Regions from separate parts of the Homo sapiens genome. Here region 1 is linked to region 2. The links are chromatin loops, found by intact Hi-C in ENCODE. Cell type or tissue: heart right ventricle. All regions are shown on one strand. Each heading gives the region's core, and the rest is flanking DNA. Links, peaks and the distances in the headings are about the cores only. Region 1 overlaps DCX (doublecortin). Region 2 has its middle 33 kb from the start of DCX.

The links. Peaks named below come from ENCODE experiments on the same cell type or tissue, not always from the same donor. Only the 100,000 strongest peaks of a DNase experiment are listed, where the experiment ranks them.
Region 1: a loop joins it to region 2, with 2.9 times the contacts of the local background. A loop is called at or near these places in 8 of 110 quality-filtered maps.

Annotation. Positions count from the first base shown.
Region 1 is chrX:111,345,465-111,357,175 of GRCh38, reverse strand. All of the region lies in intron 3 of DCX (doublecortin), which reads left to right. Among named protein-coding and RNA genes, the nearest start is that of DCX, 61 kb to the left of the region's middle. In heart right ventricle, for the core only: no CTCF peak of the experiment used is centred there; a DNase peak (open chromatin) is centred at 4,545.
Region 2 is chrX:111,438,963-111,450,673 of GRCh38, reverse strand. No RefSeq gene overlaps it. Among named protein-coding and RNA genes, the nearest start is that of DCX, 33 kb to the right of the region's middle. In heart right ventricle, for the core only: CTCF peaks have their summits at 3,177 and 4,950 (motif pointing right); no DNase peak of the experiment used is centred there.

The DNA of each region.
Region 1 (11,711 bases), core at 1,220-9,219, 93 kb after region 2:
ACTGTACCCATCTTGATGATTCATAATAACCTTGGGCTCAACTAAAATCCTAGAACTACTGTTAATATCTATTTTTCTCTACCATATACAGTTTAATATTAAAAATCTAAATGTGAAAACTTACAATTATTAAATATATTACATGTAATCTCTCCCAGAACCCAAAGGGGCTTTAAAAATCTTTTGCTTTGGCCCCAAAGTTCTGGCTTTTAAAAACTTTCTTTTGTTATCAGCTTTTTATTTATGTGTATTTTGTAGAAACAGGAATCTCGCTATATTGCCCATTTATATAGTGAGGTCTCAAACTCCTGGCCTTAAGTAATCCTCTTGCCTCAGTCTCGCAAAGTTTAGAAACTTTCTAAATCTTGATTCTGTCATTCAACATCAATCTTTTGATTGATTTTGATTCTTTTGACAGGACTGTTCAATTGAAGTTATAATTCTTTGTTATAACTTTCACATTCAACTGTCAGTTTAATTTGCCAACAAGTGTATAATTGACTCCTCACTTCAAAAACATCAGACTCATATTTTATGGCATTTTTCCTCCTTTACTTGGAGAACTCCTATTCAACTATTGAACCCCATTTCAAATGTCACCTCCTCTGTGAAGTGCTCCTAAGCTCTCACTCCCCGTCCTTAGAACAAAATAGATAGGTCCCATTTCTGTAAGATAACAAAATTATAATACCTACATACTTTCTCTACTATGTTGTACATTCCCTAAGGATCTTCTGTATTCTCTGCATCCCCAGGCCCTGAGCCTGGGACAGCAGATTGGTCTGCTGTGACTGCTTACTGAGAAGGAATGTGAGGTTGAATAAGAACTCAATGACAAGAGTGCTGTGAGGGGTTAATGATTTCTGCCATGGACTCTGAAGGGAGATGTTTTGCCAGTCCTAACCCAGGCCATGCCCACTCCTAGATGTCTAGTATAGTTATCAAAAGAAAAGTTGGCAGGGCATGCCTTCCATCAACCCTTATTTGTGTATACTGATTATAATTTTTCTTGAGTCCTCAAAAACTGTATTCTAATATCCCTTTTAAAATTTTTATCTGGGTATCGGCATCAAGTTAACTATTGGTTTATATTTCCTGAGATATACTTCTTCCCCTTTGCAAAAATTAGGACAACATTTCCTTGTCTTTAGCCTTCTGGCACCCCTTCCATTTTCCAAGAACTTTCCAGGTGGTGGTGACTCATTTGGAGAAAATGGCCTCTTTCACTCGGACCTTTCAACAGTATTGTTTGTAATGGTCAGGGGCCATGACTAGGAGATCTGTTTCTTGGAAAAAGTATATTTGAATTGGGCAAATCAGAGGCTGAAGTCAGGATGGCCAATAAATGTGTTATTGACAGAAGCCTGGCCTAGAAAGTGAGCCAAGTCTAGGAAGGCAGTTTTCTCTGAACCATGGCCCAATAAGCATTTTGGATGGCCCTCCCTTGTCTGTCTTCCTTTCCCCTTCTCTTGGCTCTGTGTTCTTCTCTTTGCTGTACTTCATCTCCTCTGAGCTGAATTTGGATGGCTAAAGTGTAGCCTCAGTACAAAAATGACCAGAAGAATGCACATCTGCCCTTGAATTTCTGATTAGGGCATAGGTCAGTGACTGTTAGTGACAGAGATGATAAGCAAAACAGGAAATAATATCAAGACATTAAAGATATTAATGAACTTTTACCCATTAAAGGCAAATGTTATCTTTAATTAAGAAATTAAAGATATTAGATTAATAATAGATGTATTTCAGGCTGTATATGTTTGAAAAAGAGAGGATATCAGCTATGTAGACACACACAAAATACCACAAAATGATGATTCATTGGAATTTTAAAAACAAAAGAATTTTTTGTGGACTTACCAGTGCCCAGTCTTGTGCTAGACTCTGGGTGGATACAAAGACATGATCCTAAAAATGTAGCAATAATTTAAAAATATTTTTCTACCTTAATAAGAGAATGACAAACAGGGGTTCAATTTAAAAAAAAATCTTTTTCTTTAACAAGATTAAGAACCAAAATATGTGAACTTTTTAGAAGGCTAGCCTCCAATTACTAGAAAATGAAATTCATCCAAACTCTTTCTTTCAACTATGTGTAGGTTAAACAACTGTTGATCTACTATAAATGCAAAGAAAATTAGACTGAAAAGGCTGCAGCTTGTCTCTTCGCTTAGTGCTGTGGGTTGCTTTGTAGAGGCTGCAACAGGCCTGGTCCTTACTGGGATTAGGAAATCTCATCATGCAAGTTCTGTCCAGCTAAGGTTCCTTTCCCTCTGGCGTGAATCCTACTACCTATTTCAGTAAGAGGTACAGTGAGAAGGGGGCCTTTGGCCCTCCAACAGGTTGTCCTGCTGCTATAAACCATTGAAAACTGGAATTCTGATCCCAGCAGCCTATGCAAGAGGTGAATATAAAAAGGGGCTGCTTTGCTTGAAGTGGAAAGCTTTGAGTTGAGCTCGTTCCAGGCAATCACACTGTCTGCCATTTTATACAGTCTATTTCTGTCTTCCTGTACACATCCCTCAATTTGCATTCCTGCTGAAACTTGCCACTAGTCCTGCCTTTCTGTGTGGGAGGTGGGATGGATTTGGAGGATAAAAAGAAAGGCCTTTTTGTGAGGGAGGAGAATACAGGACTTTCACTAGCTGTTCCTCCTAGATGTCTTCAGAGAAACATTTTGTCTCTTTGTCTCTTTGAGGGTTGTGACAGAAACTCTCTTTAACACAGCCATCAGCCTTATTTCTTTATGTGTTTTACTTTTGACTGAGCTTGAACAAACTTAGCTCATTTTTTTTAAAGGGTAATTCGCATAATGGGAAGATGAACTATAGGGAGATAGAGACAGAATTCTAAAGATGGTTTACATACAAAGGGTGATTCAAAAGGACAATCAAAGGCCTTCGATATATTTCACTAGATTTTAAGGGATATGAGAATGTCCGCTATTAGAGATTTATTCTCTCAGATTCAGTTTTGGTCCTTTCTAGGTATCCACATCTTACCCAGGGTTGGGGGAATGCCTAGAGAGAACCATAACTGAACATTCTAGCATGAATTAGCTCATCAAAAATTTGCAGTTGACTCATCCTTTCCCAGTAACCAGTTACTGTTCATTGCCAATATATTGGACTTGGATCTTTTTCTCCATTCTTAAGGGAAACGAGCTTAATTGTGTAAGTACACAATCCTTAACAGGCTCAAAAAGTAACTGGTATGAGTCAAAACTTGGAGTAGCCAAGCAGTTTCGATGATTGTATAAACAAGGTCCAAAAGTCAATTTTTTTAGACTATTAAATGTAGGTCAGATGCAAGAAGAGAATTAAATTGTAACAGAAGTGACTCAAATGAGAAACTTCCACCAGACTAATGGCTCTTTGAGGACAGAAGGCATGCCATGTTCTTCTCTGGGCCCTTAACAGTTACCGTGGTGGCTGAATTATCATGAGCACTGAATGAATGCTACTCAGTAAGTGAATGAATTAAGACAACTTCCTTGAATAAAAGACCAATTCTAGAGTGTATTAATAATGTTGGGGAGTCCTTTATCATATAGATTTTATAAAATAATAATAAAAAGGATAGTTACTACTATGCCAGGAATGTGAAAAGTGCTTCACAGGGACAGAGAAAAAGACAGTAGATTTCTCTCTATCTTTTTTTCTTTTTGCCAAAACAAGATACACTTTGCCAGCCTTTCTTGTTCTCATCTTATCCAAATTCATTTTCCCTCAGGTCACACATCTTTTGTGATGGTTAATTATAATCTGTATTCATATAGCACTAATGATTTTCAAAGCATTTTATATGCACTATTTCTTTTTGTTCTAAAATTTAACAAAAAATTATGAAGCACTCAAAGTAGTATTCACTCCATTTTTCAGGTCAGGAACCTGAGGCATACACCGTTTAAGTCTATGATCACACAGCATTGTGTGACTGAACAAGGACTAGAAGCCAGTCCCTTTCTACAATACTACCTAAGTCTCAAAATTCAGGGATGGAGATTTGTTTGAAAAACAGCAGTTGGTTCTACTGCCTTCATGGTCATACTTTTTGTTGTTGTTCCAAATTCCTCCTTTATACTCCTTTCTAGGCATATGAAGCTGACACTTGAGAAATGGCCAAGCCAGACATTATCTCAACTTTGGGGTTTCAATTTACTCTCTTTTTTTCCTTCTTCAGTACAGAGTTGATGCTTAATTGCCTCTAAAACACCATTGTGTAGGACATCTTTCTACCTCTACTTAAGCCAGTTGACACAAAAGTCTTCTGAAATTTGTTACCCAGAAGGCATTGCCTCCTCTCTCTCTCTCTCTCTCTCTCTCTCTCTCTCTCTCTGTCTGTCTGTCTGCCTCAGCTTTCACTGACAGTCACAGGAGGAGCAACTCTTGTGCTAGCTGATAGTTCATTGAGTTGTTTCTTCCCTGGGGCTGGCACCTTTCTCACAGAGATTCAAAAGGCAGCAGGTCTAGTGTAATTGCCAGCCCAAACCCTATTTGGTGTTCCCTAATGAAATGAGTACAGCAGTGTTGTACTGAAACCATAGATGAAGTTGGCCCTCAGAGCCTGGGAAGGATGCCAGGACTAGAACAGCTTGCAAAAACCAGAGGTCTAGGCAGGCTGAGTCATTAACCATACAACAGTTAGCAACTAGGAAATAAGCTTCTATTAGGGTTAACGCAAGACCAAGGGTCAAAAACTAAATAGCAATGAACAATAGTAACAGCAGCAACACCCTGGGAAATGAGATAAATTCTGCCTTAGCCCAGAAGCCTGCTGAGATGGAGCTGGTTCTTGGAGTGGTCAGCCTGGGATTCATAGGTGGAAGCAATAAAGCCATCGTCAGAGGTGGAGAGTGAAGAGTATAATGGCCAGGGCTAAGGTAAATATCTTGACAGGCATCAAATGCCCTAGACAGGGCTTCTCAACCCTGGCACTATTGACATTCTGGCCCAGATAATTCTTTGTTGTAGGGAGCTGTCCTGTGCATTGTAGGACATTTAGCAGCATTCCAGGCCTCTATGTCTTAGATGTCAGTGGCACCCCTCCTCCGAGTTGTTACAACCAAAAATGTCTCCAGATATTGTCCAATATTTTCTGGGAGGAGGTTATTGGAGGGAGGCAAATCACCCCTGGTTAAGAACCATTGCAGGCCAGGCACAGTGGCTCCCTCCTGTAATCCCCACACTTTGAGAGGCTGAAGCAGGCGGACTGCATGAGCCCAGGAGTTCCAGACCAGCCTGGGCAACATAGCAAAACCCCATTTCTACGAAAAATACAAAAATTAGCCGGGCCTGGTGACTTGCGCCTGTAGTCCCAGCTACACAGGAGGCTGAAGTGGGGAGGATGGCTTGAGCCCAGGAGGCAGAGGTTGCAGTGAGATATGATCGCACCAGTGCACTCCAGTCTGAGTGACAGAAGCTGTGAATTCTGAAAGCTTATTGGCCTTGAGCCTTCTGTATTTACTAAATTATCTCCCAACCAGGAAAACTAAGGTAGCAGCTATAGGCATCTGCAATCTCATACTTCCCAAATGCTTTTTCATACCTAGTGCTTGGCTCATCACTTCCACTAGACTGTTGAAATTCCTAATAACATTGAACACTTAGAATTTTCCCCAAATTCCACTTAATTGCAAACTCAGTGGTGAATCTGCTCATGGTTTCAATTTCTGAGCACTTAATAGATGGTTTACATGCTAACTGGAACACATGTGTAAATACTTTTTACTTTTTGCAGTTGAATTCTAAAAGATATACTGTTTCTGTTTTCTTATTGTTTACCTTGAGCTTGTCATTTCTTCATTTTCATTTATTTCCCTACTTCCATTCAATCATATCTGTTACACTGGAAGTATATAGTCGATAAGGTGTAACACCCAGAGGCCAGAAGAGAGAAGAGGGAGACAGGATAGGGAATCTTGACTAAAGTCGTTTGGCAAAAACTGGGTCTAAGAACCTCTGTTCTGGAAAATAGTGAGTGCAAAGAACACTGTATCCTCTTACCTATCTTCCAACTCAGCTTGTTCCCTCATGAGCCCCCATACTGACTGGTATGGTTTGGCTGTGTCCTCACCCAAATCCCATCTTGAATTGTAGCTCCCATAATTCCCACATGTTGTGGAAGGGACTCAGTGGGAGATAATTGAATCATGGGGGCGGTTTCCTCCATACTGTTCTCATGGTAGTGAATAAGTCTCACAAGATCTGATGGTTTTATAAGGGGGAAACCCCTTTCACTTGGTTCTCATTCCCTCTTCTCTGCCACCATGTAAGTAAGATGTGACTTGCTCATCCTTGCCTTCCACCATGATTGTAAGGCCTCCCCAGCCATGTGAAGCTGTGAGTCAGTTAAACCTCTTTCTTTTATAATTGCCCAGTCTCCAGTATGTCTTTATTAGCAGTGTGAGAATGGACTAATACACTAACCCTTTCCCAAAAATGAGAGGAAGAAGTGTATATAATTTTCCCTCTTATCGTTGCTCTTGTGGTGGAATTGACTGTGTGTCAGAAGAAGCAGGAGATCGCTGAAGAACTATCAGAATAGCTCTGTGGACTAAGGGTACAGAAGAGATAACATGATATAGTGGAAATTGTACTAGACCAGGAGCTCAAACCCAAGTTCTAGTCCATGTCCTTTTTTTGTAGACATTTGGTCTTTGCAAATCACCTAAACTTGGTTGACCCTCAGTTTCGTTATCCATAAAATAAATTACCTGTTTGCCTACATGGTAACTATATGGTTCAGAGGAGACAATGGGGTGACTGAAGCACAAAATGCGTAAAGGCTTTTACAAATGCAAAATGGTATTATTATTATTGCTTAATCACTATTCACACATTTCCTATATTCTAGGCTATAACAACAGCTCCTTCCTTTTGCTTACAGTGGCAGATCTACTCTCCAGGACTTCCCCTCCAGATCTCCTTTCTACTCTCTACTCTATTCCACCCTGCTCTGTGTCCTGGGAAGCTGACTCTTATCAACAGGCTCCCTTGTTTTTTGGATTCCAGTTGTATTTAGCCAATGGGGAGCACTAACAAGGAGAAATGTGAGATTAGGCTATCTATTTCCAGGCACCCTGCCTGAGAGGTTGCTGGGCATTCCTTGACTGAAGGTCATAGCTCTTATCAGAGTGTTCTCTATATCTAATTGTCATTCTCTCTCCTTCCCTCTGAGTTCTGGTTCCTGATACCTCCCCTCTCTCCTTGAGGCCTAAGAGTGGTAATGAACTTCACTATTACTATTCCTAAAATTCTACAGTGCCCTCTGTGGTTCTTCTATACCCTGCCCATACTTTTGTAATCAATCCCCTTTAGTAAACTCCACTCAATTTATCCACTCTAGGAGTGTCATATATTTCCTACTGGTACACTGACTGATGGTTGATGTACCCATGAGAACTCGTTCTTTCTTCTCTCCTAACCTTCTTCTTGCATAGCAAAATATACACTTACAGAGTAGGGGATATTATGTAAGGAAATGCAGTATGTTTATGGTCATTAGTATTCTGTCCAGCCATGTTGAGGTCAGCTCCTAAGTAACAATTTCAGAATATCTATAATCAAGCTGTATGTCCCTTACCAACTGGGCAGTCATGCTTTTTTTTTCCTGTCCTCAACCAACCACTAAGGAACATTTAGAGGTCATGCCTCTCATGCCTACACTCTCCTGAAAAGTTAGCATCCTTCCTAAATTCTAGCAACCTGGGAGGCAATGGGTCTGATGCACACTCTAGTCTTTGGTTTGCCGTAAATCAGTTTGCACTCCTTTGCTTCCCTTGGACTCAGTTTGCAGAGAATGAGCTTATATCCTTTTGCTTCCTTTGGACTGGAGTCTCAGGAAGCCTGGGAAGGGGGGTACAGTTAAGCCTCTGGGATTCCACGACAGCTGCCAGCATTCTGGCCCGGGTGTCACTGCTCATTAACTGTGTCCAACCTGGAATGTTTCATAGACTGTCTGAGCTAGAAGAGACCTCAGAAATCAACTAGTCTAGAGACTCTTAATTTGGGATCTATAGACAAGCTTCAAAGGAATCCTTAACCCCCCTAAACTATATAGAAAACTAGCTATCTATGGGCATATATGCATTTTTTCTAGGGAGAAGACCTACAGCTTTCATCAAATTCTCTAAAGGGCTTGTGACACAAAAAAGATATAGATCTCAAAAGGCTCTAGATCAGCACCTTCTCCTTATAGCAGAAGAAACAGACCCAGAGAGAAAGCAGTGAGCCAGTGTCAAGTTGTAACCTAGAATGCAGGTAGACAATAACTTTCTTTTCTTTTCTTTTCTTTTCTTTTTTTTTTTTTAACAAACCTTTCCTTCCCCTACGTGATTCAAAAGCAATATCCCTCTCATGCTTTGTGTCTAGCAGACACCAGGAAACTGTTAAATGCAACAGATAACTGTAATGGGCCCTACAAGCACACTCTCTTATTTTAATTGACCTTACTAAACAGAACCTAGAGTTGTGTGGGGCCCAGAGCCAACCTTAGGGCTTAATGGTGCCAAGGGATCAAGCAGGGTTTTTCCACCCCAGTTCTTTCTGATGAATGGAGTTCTGTCTCGTCTCTGTTTCTCTGAGCCAATTTGTCCCCAGGGCCTTGTGGAAGGGCAGGTGTCAGTCCTGGGCATGTACTCAACAGCCCAACTCCAGCGCCTCTGCAGCTGTTCTCATCCTTGAGAGGCCCCCAGTGGGAGCTGACACAGACTCTTGGAAAAATGGCAAAGACAAAATAAGGAAAGAACACCCTTGAGCATCGAGGGGCTGCCAGCCTTCCAATCAGGCTGGTATTGCCTAGCTCAGGTTATTAAATCACCACTAGCTCCAGGTAAAATAGGGTAGAAAGTCTTATTCCTTCACATCTCCCCTCTGTGCCCTTCTTTCCCATACCACTGGTATTTTCATGCTACTCAGAGTCTCCTGCTGTTTTTCCTTACCTGGGTCTCCCCTGTCTAGGAAATGCCTTTGCAGTATACCTTAGGTACCTATAGTGTCAGAATAAATTAGACAATCTTGAGTTCTAGTATCAGCTCTGTCATTAGCCAGCAATGTGACCTTGTACAGGTCACTGAACCTTCATGGACCTTGACATTTCATTTATTAAAAATGAGGCCAATGAACCAAATGAGGTAATGAAGATAAGGGCACCTGACACATGTAAAACAGCAAAAGCTATGTAGGATCATTATGGCCCTTCACCATTCAAAGATAAACTATTTTAAAGGTTGAAAACAATAAATTTGAAGACCAATATCTCAGCTGAGATCTGACAGCCCAGATTTAATATAGCTGGGTTGCCTGGGGGAAATTCTAAAATGGGGAGAGGAGAGTCACCATTGGCTATGGGGCTAAGAAGATCAGTGGAAAAATGAGTTGACAGAACACGATCTATTCGAAAAGTTTATTATGGCACTTTACAGCCAAAAGACCAATGTAAAGAGCTTCTGAGGACCAGTCACTCTTCACCAGGAAAGAGTGGAGAGAAATTCAGTCAGATCTAGTGGCTGGAGGATCAGACGGGCGTCAGTCTCAATATGACTTGCTATAGGAATAGGTAAACTGGCTGCACAGGGGCTGGGAATTCCCAGAAAATGATACAGATAGTAGGAAAAGAATATCAATTTTTCCCTTCACAATCAGCTAGTCAACACTTTTTCTTAAGGGCCTGGGATGGGTCATTTTCTGTAGCTAAGCCCCACAAGGCAAGCCAAAGGAAATCGGTGTCTTCAAGAAATGGATGCTTTGATGGGTGAAAGAGGGAGAAAAGACAAAACTCATCATATAATGATCCAGGCACTCAAAGAAATGGATTTTAGTTGGGAAGGGGGGTGACATTGTGTTGTTTTTAAGCAAATAATCAGAAAACAAAAAGATCAAGAATTAAGTAAGCAAGTCAGTTTCATCTCTTATGACTTACTCTTCCATAAGATGCAGAGGACAGTGATCACTAGTAGTCCACAGATAACCTTATTATATTGCAATATCCTTAATTATGAAACTAAGATTTAATTATGGGTTTTAGATTCTTCTTACTCTTGCTTGTTACTACTACTAATAATAATTTTTAAATATGTGTTTTTTTGTACTTTAACTTAGTAGGGATAGAATGGTGAACAAACAGGTGAGGTCTCTACTCTTGTGGAGCCTAAATTCTTATGGTGGTGGTGGTTCTAGTTTATATTGGGCAATAGGTAAGACATCTCCATATAGGTGAACTTTGACTTCTGTTACTGTAATATGTCAGAATAAGTATTTTAAAAGGCCTTTTGGCTACAATATAAGTAAATTCTGAATAAATTTTAATAATCATTTTTACATTTCTTTTTTTAACAGTTTTATTGTTATATTATTCACATAATGTATAATTCACCCATTTAAAGTGTATAATTCAATGGTTTGGGTATATTATATTATTAATGTTTTTAATTTGGTCAAATATGTGTAACATAAATTTTGCCATTTTAATGTGTGCAATTAATTTTAATAATCTTATGTGTACAATTCAGTGGCTTTAGTTACATTCACAGTATCGTTCGATCAGTATCTAGTTCTAGAACTTTTTAAACTTTTAACATGACAACCAACTGTTACCATTAAGCAATGACTTCTTATTCCTTCCTCCCACTAGCTGCTGGCAACTTCTAATCCAGTCTTTGATCCTATGAATTTGTCTCTTCTAGATATTTCATACAAGTGGAATCACACAATCTTTGTCCTTTTCTGTCTGGTTATTTCACTTAACATAATGTTTTCAAAGTCCATGTTGTAACATATATCAGAACTGCATTCTTTTTTGTAGCTGAATAATATTCCATTGTATGGATATACCACATTTTGTTTATCCTTTTCATCTGTTGTCTCTTCTAGCTCTGACAGTCTATGAAACATTCCAGATTGAACACAAAAGCCAAAATTGACAAATGGGTTCTAATTAAACTAAAGAGCTTCTGCACAGCAAAAGAAGCTATCATCAGAGTGAACAGGCAACCTACAGAATGGGAGAAAAATTTTGCAATGTACCCATCTGACAAAGGTCTAATATCCAGAATTACAAGAAACTTAAACAAATTTACAAGAAAAAAAAAAACCCATGAAAAAGTGGGCAAGGGATATGAACAGACTTCTCAAAATAAGACATTATGTGGCCAGCAAACATAGGAAAAAAAGCTCAACATCACTGATCATTAGAGTAATGCAAATCAAAACCACAACGAGTTGCTATCTCACACCAGTCAGAATGGTGATTATTAAAAAGTCAAGAAACAATAGATGCTGGCAAGGCTGTGGAGAAATGGGAATGCTTTTACGCTGTTGGTGGGAATGTAAATTAGTTCAACCATTGTGGAAGGCAGTAGGGCGATTCCTCAGGGATCTACAACTAGAAATACCATTTGACCCAGCAATCCCATTACTGGGTATATACCCAAAGGATTATAAATCATTCTACTATAAAGACGCATGACTGGCGTGAGATAGTATCTCATTGTGGTTTTGATTTGCATTTCTCTAATGATCAGTGATGTTGAGCTTTTTTTCCTATGTTTGTTGGCCATGTAAACGTCTTATTCTGAGAAGTCTGTTCATATCCTTTGCCCACTTTTTCATGGGGTTGTTTGTTTTTTTCTTGTAAATTTTGTTTAAGTTCCTTGTAAATTCTGGATATTAGACCTTTGTCAGATGGGTACATTGCAAAAATTTTCTCCCATT
Region 2 (11,711 bases), core at 1,549-9,548:
AGCAGTTGTTCTCCACTCCTCCTTTCCTCTAGCCCCTGGCATCTACCATTCTTTATTCTGTCTTTATGGATTACCTATTCTTGACAATTCAGATAAATGGAATGATACAATATGTGACTTTTTATATCTGGTTTCTTTCACTTGCTGTAATATTTTTAAGGTTCTTTTACATTGTAGCATGTATCAGTATTTCATGTCTTTAGATGGCCCAATAAATAGGGAAGTGTGTATCCTCTACCTTTGTCCTACTTTTTCAAAATTGTTTTGGGTATTTGGGGCCCCTTGCAATTCCATACTAATTTTAAAATTTGCTTTTCCATTTCTATGAAAAGGCCATTGGAATTTTGATAGAGATTGCATTGAATCTGTAGATTCCTTTGGGTAGTATTGCTATCTTAACAATATTAAGTCTTCCAGTCCTTGAAAACAGGATGTGTTTCCGTTTTATTAGGTGTTTAATTTATTCTAGCAATGTTTTATAGTTTTCAGTGTACAAGTCTTTCATCTCCTTGATTAAATTCATTTCTAAATATTTTATTCTTTTAATGCTATTGTAAGTAAAATTGTTTTCTTAACTTCCTTTTCATTGCCGGTGTATAGAAATACAACTGATTTTTTTGTTTGTTTGTTGGTAGATCTTTTAACCTGTAACTTTAATGAATCTGTTTACAGCTCTTGTAGGTTTTTTGGTGGATTCTTTCAGATTTTCTATATATAGGATCATGTCATCTGCAAATAGAGATAGTTTTACTTTTTCCTTTCCAATTTGGATGCCTTTTATTTATTTTCTTGCCTAATTTATCTGACTAGAACTTCTAGTACAATGTTGAATAACAGTGGTAAAAGCAGGCATCTTTTTCTTGCTCCTGATTTTAAGAGACTACTTTCAGTCTTTCATCATTGAGGAGGATGCTAGCTGTGGGTTTTTCATAAATGCCCTTTAACATGCTGAGGAAGTTCTCTTCTACTCTTAATTTGTTGAAAGTTTTTATCAAGAAAGGGTGGCTGGACTTTGTCAAATGTTTTTCCTGCCTTAATTGAAATTATCATATGTTTTTTTTCCTTCTTTCTTTTAATGTAACATGTTACATTGATTAATTTTCTTATACTAAACAATCCTTTTGTTCCTGGGATAAATCCCACTTGCTCATGATGTATAGTCCTTTTCATATGCCATTGAATTCAGTTTGATAGAATTTTATTGAGAATGTTTATACCTATAGTCACATGAGATAGTTGTAGTTTTCTTTTCCTGTGATGCCTTCATGTGGTTTTGGTATCAAGGTAAAACTGACTTCATAGAATATTCCCTTTTCTTCTGTTTCTTGGGAGAGTTTGAGAAAAATTGGTATTAATTCTTCTTTATATGTTTAGTAGATTTCACCAGTGAAACCGTCTCATCCTGGACTTTTCTTTTTTGGGAGTTTTTTTTTTTTAACTATTGATTCAAACTTTGTAATTGTTATAGGTCTGTTCAGATTTTCTGTTTCTTTCTGAGTCTGTTTAGGTAATTTGTGTGTTTCTCAGAATTTATCCATTTTATCTAGGCTATCTAATTTGTTGTACCAAACAAATTTTGATGAAGTCCAGTTTTTCTACTTTTTTCTTTTGTTGCGTATGCTTTCATTGTCATATCTAAGAAACCGTTGACTAACTCTAGGTAATAAAGAGTTATGTTTATCATGTTTCCTAGGTTTTCCTATAAGACTTTTATAGTTTAACACTTACATTTAGGTCTATAATCCATTTTAAGTTAATTTTTGTATTAATATATGTTATGAGAAAAGGGTTGAGATGTATTGTTTGTTTATTTCTGTATATGGATATATCATTGTTCCAGCATCATTTTTTAAAATAACAGGAGTCTGATGCTCATTAGCTTCCCAAACTTGGTACAAACTTTAGCATCTGGGTGAGGATGTTGCAGGGAGAGTTTTAGTTTGGTGTCAGTTTGGCGGAGAGGGAAGTACAGCTATCTGGTAAAGGCTTTGCTTGTTGGGCAATTCAGAACAAGGAAGGACATACTGACAAGTCTTTCATGTCTCATACCTAAGGCAGAGTGCAGCAGGCCGGCATTTGTGTTCACGGTAGTCATTTCAAGTGCTCATGCTGTACTCCAGCTGCCTGACATTTATCTAATATGCAGCAACTGAGTTGAGCTTTTTTTTTTTTTTTTTTTTTTTTTTTTTTTTTTTTTTTTGAGACAGAGTCTCACTCTGTTGCCCAGGCTGGAGTGCAGTGGCATGATCTCGACTCACTGCAACCTCTGCCTCCCAGGTTCAAGCAATTCGTGTGCCTCAGCCTCTTGAGTAGCTGGGACTACAGGTGTGTGCCACCACACCTGGCTAATTTTTTGTGTTTTAGTAGAGACGGGGTTTCGTCATGTTGCTCTGGCTGGTCTTGAACTCCTGAGCTCAGGCAATCCACCCGACTCGGCCTCCCAAAGTGCTAGGATTACAGGCGTGAGCCACCGCGCCCAGCCCTAGCTGACATTTTTTTTCCTCTCTCATTTCCTTCTCTCAGGACTCTACCTTCTGCTTCCCAAAGTAGCTGCAGATAATCTGGGAGATTGGTTGTTGGTGCAGGGCAGGTAGTAGTAGTAATAGTAGTAGCAAATGACAAGATGGAATCTGGAGAAATAAAGATGTACTTGGCAGGAGGTGAGGAGGAGGAAGGAATAGTGGAACTAGAAAGCAGCCGGAATGACCAGGAAGGGTATCCAAAAACCCAGCCATGAGGCTTTAGTTTTCGCAGAAAGGAGAGATAGAGAACTTTAGTAGTGCACCAGCCTGGCTACTACAACATTCAAGTTGGGGAAAAGTCAGAGGGATGGAGCAGGGAAGACTGAGCACTCAGAGGTATTAATAGAAGGGAAACAAGAGAAAAAGGCAACTTCCATCTCACTGTAGAGAAAATTCAAGAAGTATGAACATAGTTGGGAAACAGCTCCTTCCTCTTCTCAGGCAAACGCTGCTCACACTCTCTTGGGGCCCAATTTCTATTCTCAGGCCTTGCTAGAAGATCAGAACCACTCTGATACTCTTGCTTTAATGTAATGGCTGAGAAAAATAGAATTTTGCCCTGCCCAGAAAACATGTACAGTTTATTAGGAACTGTGACAGGCCCGTGGAGATGATTAATTGGAGAAGAGGGTCTATTTCCGTTGCATCATTCAAACTGCACTCTGGGGGGCAGTGTGGTGTAGTTGAAAGAACACAAGCTTTGTAGCCTGACAGATAAGAGTCCAAATCTGGGTTCTGCCATTTTACTCCTTGTGCACCTTCGGATGAGTTACTTAACCTGTCTGAGTTCTGATTTTTCTCTCTCCAAAAAAAGCAGATTATATGTACCTCATAGAGTTTTTCAGGGAATTAAATGAGAGAATGTCCATAAAGTCCCTTGTACAATGTCTGGTACATATACTAGGAACTCAGTATGTGCCAGTTTCTCCCCCAGTGTCTTATCACTGACTGCATCGTAGGCACAAACTGAAGCTGTCTTCTGTTTCTAAAGGCTTTGACCCCAAAGTTCTACTTTTAGTACTTTTATTAAAATTTTGAAACAATCCAAAGAACAGAAAACATTTTGTGGTCAAGGATGTTCACTGAGTTTGCTCATAGTAAAACAAAGAAAAAATATTCTGAGCACTCCAAATGTAAGCAAATGTTAATTATTTAAAATGACTTCCAAAAATTAAAATAAATTAAAAATGACATCCATGAGGATGTTTAATAACACAGTGATATGTTTACATTCTACTATTAAGGTAACAAAATTTATATATACAATTCTATATACAACTATCTTAAATGTTGAAAAAAATGTATTGAAGCAATATTGAGATAAAAAACACCAAAATATTAATGATGGTTGATCTACCTTTGGGAAGAAGGTTATGAGTTACTTTTTAAAAAACTTTCCTACCATGCACAAAACATGACTTTCATACTGAAAAAAATAAAATTTAATTTAATCACATATCAATTTTTTTTTTTTTTGAAATGGAGTCTTGCTCTGTCACCCAGGCTGGAGTGCAGTGGCGCAATCTCAGCTCACTGCAACCTCCACTTCCCAGGTTCAAGCGATTCTCCTGCCTCAGCCTTCCGAGTAGCTGGGATTATAGGTGCACGCTACCACAACCGGCCAATTTTTGTATTTTTAGTAGAGGTGGGGTTTCACCATGTTTGCTAGGCTGGTCTTGAACTCCTGACCTCAAGTGATCCACCCACCTAGGCATCCCAAAATGCTGGGGGTACAGGCGTGAGCTACCACGCCCAGCCACCACAGACCAATTTTTAAGAGGCTCTTGAGGAATACTCTACAGCAACAAGAATGATCTACAACTATATGCAACAATATGGATACATTTTATAAACATAATGTTGAGCAAAAAGAACTAGATGCAAAAGAATACATAGAAAATAACTCAATTTCTATAGAGTACAAACACAAGCAAAATAAATCTATGCTGTTAGTAATTGGGATAGTGGTAACCCAGGGCAGGAGGTGGGTACTAACTTTTGTATTTGGCCTTCTTTTGCACAATGTTACATTTGTGAAATTCACTGTGAGTGTAGGTTGGGGGTGGGGAGCAGTGACTAAAAAGGGGCAAAGAGGGCTTGTGGGATCTGGTAATGTTCTGTTTCATGAGCAGGGTGCCAGATATGCTTAGTCTGTGAAAATTTAGCATCCTTATTAATGGTGCAATTTTCTATATGTATGTTATACTTCAATAAAAAATTAAAAAATAGGATAAATAGATGATAGATACATAGATAATGAACAGATGATAGAGACTTGGATAAACAGATAGATGACAGATATACATAGATAGATAGATATAGATAGATATACATACGTACATAGATGATAATGTACTGAATGAATGCACATCATCATTTGTGTCTTAGCTGGAGAGCCATCTTTAGAACAAAAAGACAAACTTGTTTTGACCACAAGATGGCAGTATTAGTTGCTTGAGAATCAAATTCCAGGGTGCTTCAGCACAAACATTTCAAGAACCAAATATACAGTGGGTACATATGGACATAAAGACGGGAACAATAGACACTGGGGACAATAAGGGGGGAGAGAAAGGTTGAAAAACTACCTCTTGGTTACTGTGTTCACTACTTGGATGATAGGTTCAATCGTACTGTATTCCAAACCTCAGCATCATGCAATACATCCTTGTAACAAACATGCACATGTAGCCCCCAAATTGAAAATAAAAGTTGAAAAAAAAAAAGCAACACATATTTCTGTTAGTGGAAGAGAATTTAGAGATTTTATACTCTGACCTTCTTTAATTTTCCAGATTAAAAAAAAAATGCCATAGAAGGAGTATTTACCCAAGGACACACTGCTAGTTAGAAGATAACCTAGGCTGAAAACCCCGGTTTCTGGGCTTGCTCTGCCACACTTAAAAGCTCCTATTTTCAGCTATGGTTCCTTTCTATCCCGCTGTGGAAGAGGGAGTTTATTAAGAAGTAACACTCCTCCTTTTATAACTCCAGAAAACATAAGTGTCAAACGGCATAGAAAATTCATGAGCAGAATTGGCAGTACTGACAGGCTGCAGCATGAAATTTCCTTATATGGACTTTTAAAAACATCACATGGCCAATTCCGTCTGAGCTCGCTTAAGCTTCTACTTCCTTAGATGTAAAAGATAGACCCTGTGACCTCTCTGGGTTTTGTTTGTTCTCTCGCTCCCTCTCCTTCTCTTTCTTTCTTTTTTGGGTTCATCCATATTTCATCATATAATTTTGCTTTTTATTTTCTTCTTAGGCAAGAAGTATCGAAGCCAGTACTCAAAAAAATTGAGTGCCAGCTATGTACAAGGAAGGCATAGTACTGTCACCAGAGACCCTCGAAGGTCGGAATCACAAGGTGAGGAGGTCAAACTTAGCTTGATGTTTCCCTTTCCTCTACTCTCTTTTGTAAAATGGCAATGCAGGAATTTTAATCTAAATCTTTTTTAAAGGACTGCTAAGCATTCCCTGGGGTCACTTACATTTCATAAATGGCCAAGGTCATTCCTGACACCTAATAAGAAAACATGATTGTCAACTACTCTGCAGCCCACTAAGTCCAGACTCCAGCTACTCCCACTCTTACCCCCTAGTCTTGCTTCTTGTCACTGACAATCATAAAGGACACCAGCAGAAAAGCTTCTCAGAGGGAAAACACAGGTTACCAGAACTCTTGGTGGCTGAGAGAAAAGTTCTGATTGATTTATTTTTCTGGGTAACTAAAGGATAACCAAAAAAGGCTTCATTGTTTCAACTTTTGTGGCTGAAAATCTTCTGTGTGCCCCTTCTATGTTAGGAAGTAAGAGAACCTGGAGAACATAGTCGGAGCAGATGATTTCATGGATTTAGTCATTGTCTTGCACATCAATTACCATGTTCAAGGAATGAACATGGTAACTGAAATATAACAGCTTTGGAAGTAGTCCAGTCCTTCATTTTACAAATTAGGGAACTGAGGCCCTGAGAAGGAAGTGAATTACCCAAGGTAAGGTCACATGAGTCATAAAGCTTGGAAGGCAGAGAACTAGCTCCAATGTGAGCTTGTATCTTCTAAAATTGGGAAGGAAAATAACCCCACTTAATTTGAAGGTCCTGGCTCACTTAAATAGAAGTCATAAGTTTCCCTGTTCATCTAGTTCTTCTCTAAGTACCAGCCAGAACCCTACTGACAAAGTAAAAGATTGAAGTAGTTTTCTGAATCATTTGGAATGAAACCCCATTGCATAGCTATAGCCTTTAAATATATGTGGTATGGCTGTAAAGCAGTGTGACCAGTTTCCACAAACCACAGAATAAAACTGGGAACACTATTATATATTCATACTGCATGCTCTGGATTTTCCATGGATACAGGGGACAGGAAATCCAGAAATAACCCCCAAACTTGTTTTGAAACCAGTTTCTACCTCCACCTTCAACAAACCTTTTGCAAAAGGCCACGAAGGAGAAGCACATTGACTTAGCCATGACATCACGTTTCTTATCTTTTCTCTTGTGCGTATTTCATTATTTACTGGTACTAATACCAAGGCAAGTATCAAAATAGACAAATGAAAGCAGGGGTAATAAGTAGACGAAAAATGAAAAACAGTCTGTATCTCAAAGAAAGATGGTGAAATAAACATGCACAAGATAAAAGATAAGATAAGAAGAAATGTGATGGTATGGGTAAGTCAATTTTGTTTCTCCTTAGTAGTCTTTTGTAAAAGAGCCCCAAGTGATTTTTGTGCATATTGAAGTTTGTGAGGCACTGATGTAGTAAAAATAACTCTGGATTCAGACTTGGAAAACCAGGTTTCTTTCCTTGCTTCTGCCACTTTGTGGTTTAATAAATTTATCCAAGTGACTTCCTTTCCCTGAGCTTCAATTTTCTCATGAGTAAAATGAGAGATTCAACCAGAAGGCTTCTGAAGGTATTTAAGCCCCAAAGTTCTAGGATTCTAATTAACAGCGAACACTTGACCTTGGATGCTTCCTTGTAAATATGAATAGCTCAACTTCCTTCAGATTAATGAAGTTTATGATTGAAAACCAGGTGGTAAAACACTGGCTTCCTTGGATATTTCCAATTCCTCCTTTCAGATTGCCCCAACTCCACTGACCCTTCCAGGCATTCTGAGATGAGGTGTTCATGGTTGTCACCATTCCAGTTTTGCAAAGTGAGCCCGCATGAAACTACAGGAGAGGGTAGCTGTGCTGATGGTGGGAAGAAACCAGCATCTGAGGCTTTCCCCCAGAGCTAGAGTGAACAAAGGTAAATTCTCAAGGTAAAGAGAGATACAGACAGATTCAGAAACTGATCCCAGTTTACCTGGCACTTCCTCTTCACAGGATCACTTAAGAATAAAGCATTAATTTTACCCTCAGTGTTGATTTTCTTCTTTCTGTTCTTCCATCTCTGAAATCAGGTCAAGTTGGCCCTACCACCATTTAACCATGGCAACAAGCTCCCATGTTTGGCCATGGCCTTATTTTTGTTTGCTTGTTTGTTTTTTAAATTATTTTATTTTAAATTTTGTGGGTACATAGTAGATGTATAGACTTATAGGGTAGACGTGTAGATTTATAGGGTACATGAGTTTTTTGATACAGGCATGCAATGTGAAATAAGCACATTATGGAAAATGGGGTATCCACAGATCCCACTTCTTGATGGAAGGAGTGACAATGAATTTGTGGCCATTTAAAAAAACCTCTATATTATCCAGGAGATAAATAGCACTGAGGGAACTCTCTTCATTCAATGCTAGATTGAAACATGTATACTGCCAGGGTTTCATTTTTCCCATCTAGCTTGGGGTTCACACAAGAAAGCAAGCTCAGCTCACATCATGTCTTAGTTCACTGGATCTTAAAATTTTGGCCAAAAAGGAGAAAATTAGTGAGAACATAGAAAAAAGTGTGCACACTCTCTCTCTGTCTCTCAATCTCTCTTTTTAAACTCCCTTTCCCCTCTTTCTCCTTCCTGTTTTTATAAGATCTAGATGAGCTAAACCACCCACTCTCTGTCTCCTTTCCCCTGAGTTGCACCCTGATCCTGCTCAAATTTTCAAGAGCTGTGGAATGGTGTCTTCCTGCACCAACCCACTGGGATCAGAAAGAATCAAAAGAGCAAACTATGCAGAAAAGAAGGGATCCAAGAGAGCCAAAAGAAAGCAAGGGTTTGTTTGCCTTAGACCAGTTCTATTTATATTTCCTATACTCCACCCTAGCAGGGTGGTCTAATTGTGTGGCTCTGTGGACTCCAGAACTACGCTTTATTTTTGATCCACACCAGACTCCTACTCTGAGCAGGAGGAGAGAATTTCAGCCCCCCATTTCTCTCCCTTTCCAGAGTTACTATGTGTGCCACTTAGCTAATATTTATTACTTATTCTGTGCCAGGCACTGTGCCAAATACTTTACAACCATTATCCCATTTAAGCCTCACAGCAACTCTATGAGGTACATAACATTATTCCCGATTACAGGTGAGAAAACCAAGGCATGGTGAGCTGAAATAACTTGTTCTGGCTCACACTTAGTCTAAAGTAGAACTTAGTTCAGAACCCAGGTAATCTGACCCCAAAGCCTGTGGCAATCTCTCTGTATTTATCTCAGCTGAGCAACAGGGACAATAGTAGTTATCATAAAGCTATAAGAACAGTATATTTATAGTCAATAAGACTTTTGTTTAAGGGCTATATGCAACTAACTGGTATAAATAACAAGTATCAATAAAAGTAGATTTTTAAGAGAGGCTGGGTAATTATAATAACGGCAGTTAACATTAACCAAAAGCATACAATGTGCCAAGAGCTAATGAAATATTTTATCTATATTAAATTGTTAAATACAACAACCTAGGTCAGTATTATTATTATTATATTTGATAATTGAGTAATATAGAGCATAGACAAGGTAAGTAACTTGCCCACAGTCAAACTCAAAGTAAAAGACACAGCAAGGATTTAAACACAGGCAGCTAAACTTGGAAGTACATGCTCTTATATTATGCAATACTGCCTCTCTTGATTGTATCTTCTCTTGAAAGTTGAAATTATAGACACTATTAATCTTTCTGGGAAGATGAAGGTATATAGCCTACCCTAGAAGTGCATGGTATTAAATGTCTAAGAACTATTTTGGTCAAGGTCTTGCATCCTCACTGAAAAGAGTTTTGTTTTATTTTGCTTTTTTATTAGTCTAGTAACGGTATGTGGCATGTAGTGGATGCTCAATAACTAATTTCATGATGGTATAATTTTATTCACTTAATCATATTCTATGAGCTTCAGGATCATGTGAACCAGCAAGCTAAATCAAAACAAATCATTTCTTTTCTGCTTAAGTGTGGTGAACATCATCAGTGCATGAGGCTGTGTACTAAGCATTTGGGGAAACACAAGATAGAAAATCAGTCATTGATAGCTCCCCAAAAGACCTCATCTTATTATTTCTTGTATGTTTGCAGCACTACTCTTTTCCTCTAGAAAGATTATCTTTTTATATCTGATCTCCTAATTCTGGAGTTCTTAGGTTGTCATAAGTTAGTTTTTCTTTTTTTTTTTTTTTTGAGATGGAGTTTGGCTGTTATCACCCAGGCTAGAGTGCAGTGGTGCAATCTTGGCTCACTGCAACCTCCGCCTCCCGGATTCGAGCAATTTTCTTGCCTCAGCCTCCTGAGTAGCTGGGACTACAGGCATGTGCCACTACACTCGGCCATTTTTTTATATTTTTAGTAGAGATGGGGTTTCACCATGTTGGCCAGGCTTGTCTTGAACTTCTGAGCTCAGGTGATCCACCCGCCTTGGCCTCCCAAAGTGCTGGGATTACAGGCGTGAGCCACCGTGCCCGGTCCCGTTTTTTTTTTTTTTTTTCTTTACTCCTATCCCCATTACTTTTTAAGGTATGTTCCCTCCTATGGAGATGGCTCTCTGCCTTGCCGTATTCCACAGACCATGCCTGGGGAGTTGCAACTGCCAATCAGTTTGTTAGAGGAGTGAGTGCAGAAAGCTAACATGGCTGCAGCTTGCCTTTTCTTTCATATGAATGCCAGCCCATCAGCCTACCACATCAATTACAAATCTTTCTGATTTTTCAGTTCATTTATATCTGGCCCCACCCTAATTCACCAACCCCATTTCTCCCTGCTCCTATATAAAGATCTTCTGTCAGGCAGACAGGCCTCTGTCACCAGAAATTACTTCATGCTCATTTCCACCCTCTTGTGATTGTTCACTCAATTTTTCCTTCCTCCTGCTACCACTAGCACTTGTACCAACTCAAGCTAACACTTAGTGGTATTCTTGTAATAGGCACTCATTATTTCATGTATCAACTTGGAGTTCCCAACTATATTGTCAATGCCTCTAAAGCTCATGCTATCCTGCTGTAGCACCCTCGATTCCTTTATGTCACCAACATCTACTATCCTCTCAATCCTAGCTTTTCATTTAAGTCAGCTGGTGTCTTTGTCTGGTGTAAGGTGTCTACTGCAGACTTACAAAATTGTTAATGAAAGGAAAGCATCACATATAGATTAAAAGAAAGGAAGGGTCTCAAATTAATATCTAAACTCCTACGTCAAGTACCTAAAATAAGAACAAAATAAGCCTAGATTAAGCAAAAAGAAAGAAATAATGAAGAGGAGAAAACAATGAAAATGGGAAAAAAAAATGAAACCAAGAGCTGGTCCTTTAAAAAGATAAATAAGATTGACAAATGTGTACCAAGACTGACAAAAAAAGAAAACACACAGATTACTAATATCAAGAATGAAACAAAAGATATCACTACAGACCCTGCAGAAATCAAAAGGATAATAAGGGAATACTATGAAAAACTCTAACACATAAATTTGGCCACTCAGACTAAATGGACCACTTTCTTGGAAAACATAAAGTACCGCAATTTACCTAATACAAAATGTAGCATTTGAATAATCCCATAACTAGTAATAATATTGAATTATTATTTTTATAATGCCAAAAAAACTTCCAAAACCAGATGGTTTTACTGGAGAATTATACCAAATTTTAAAGAAGAATTAACACATTTCCATGCAATCTCTTCCAGAAAATAAGAGAAGGAGTATTTTCCAATTCATTTTACAAAACTAAAACTACCCTGGTAACAAAATTAAACAAAGATTGTTTTTAAAAAAGAGAAAAGAAACAGAAAGAAAGAGGAAAAGGA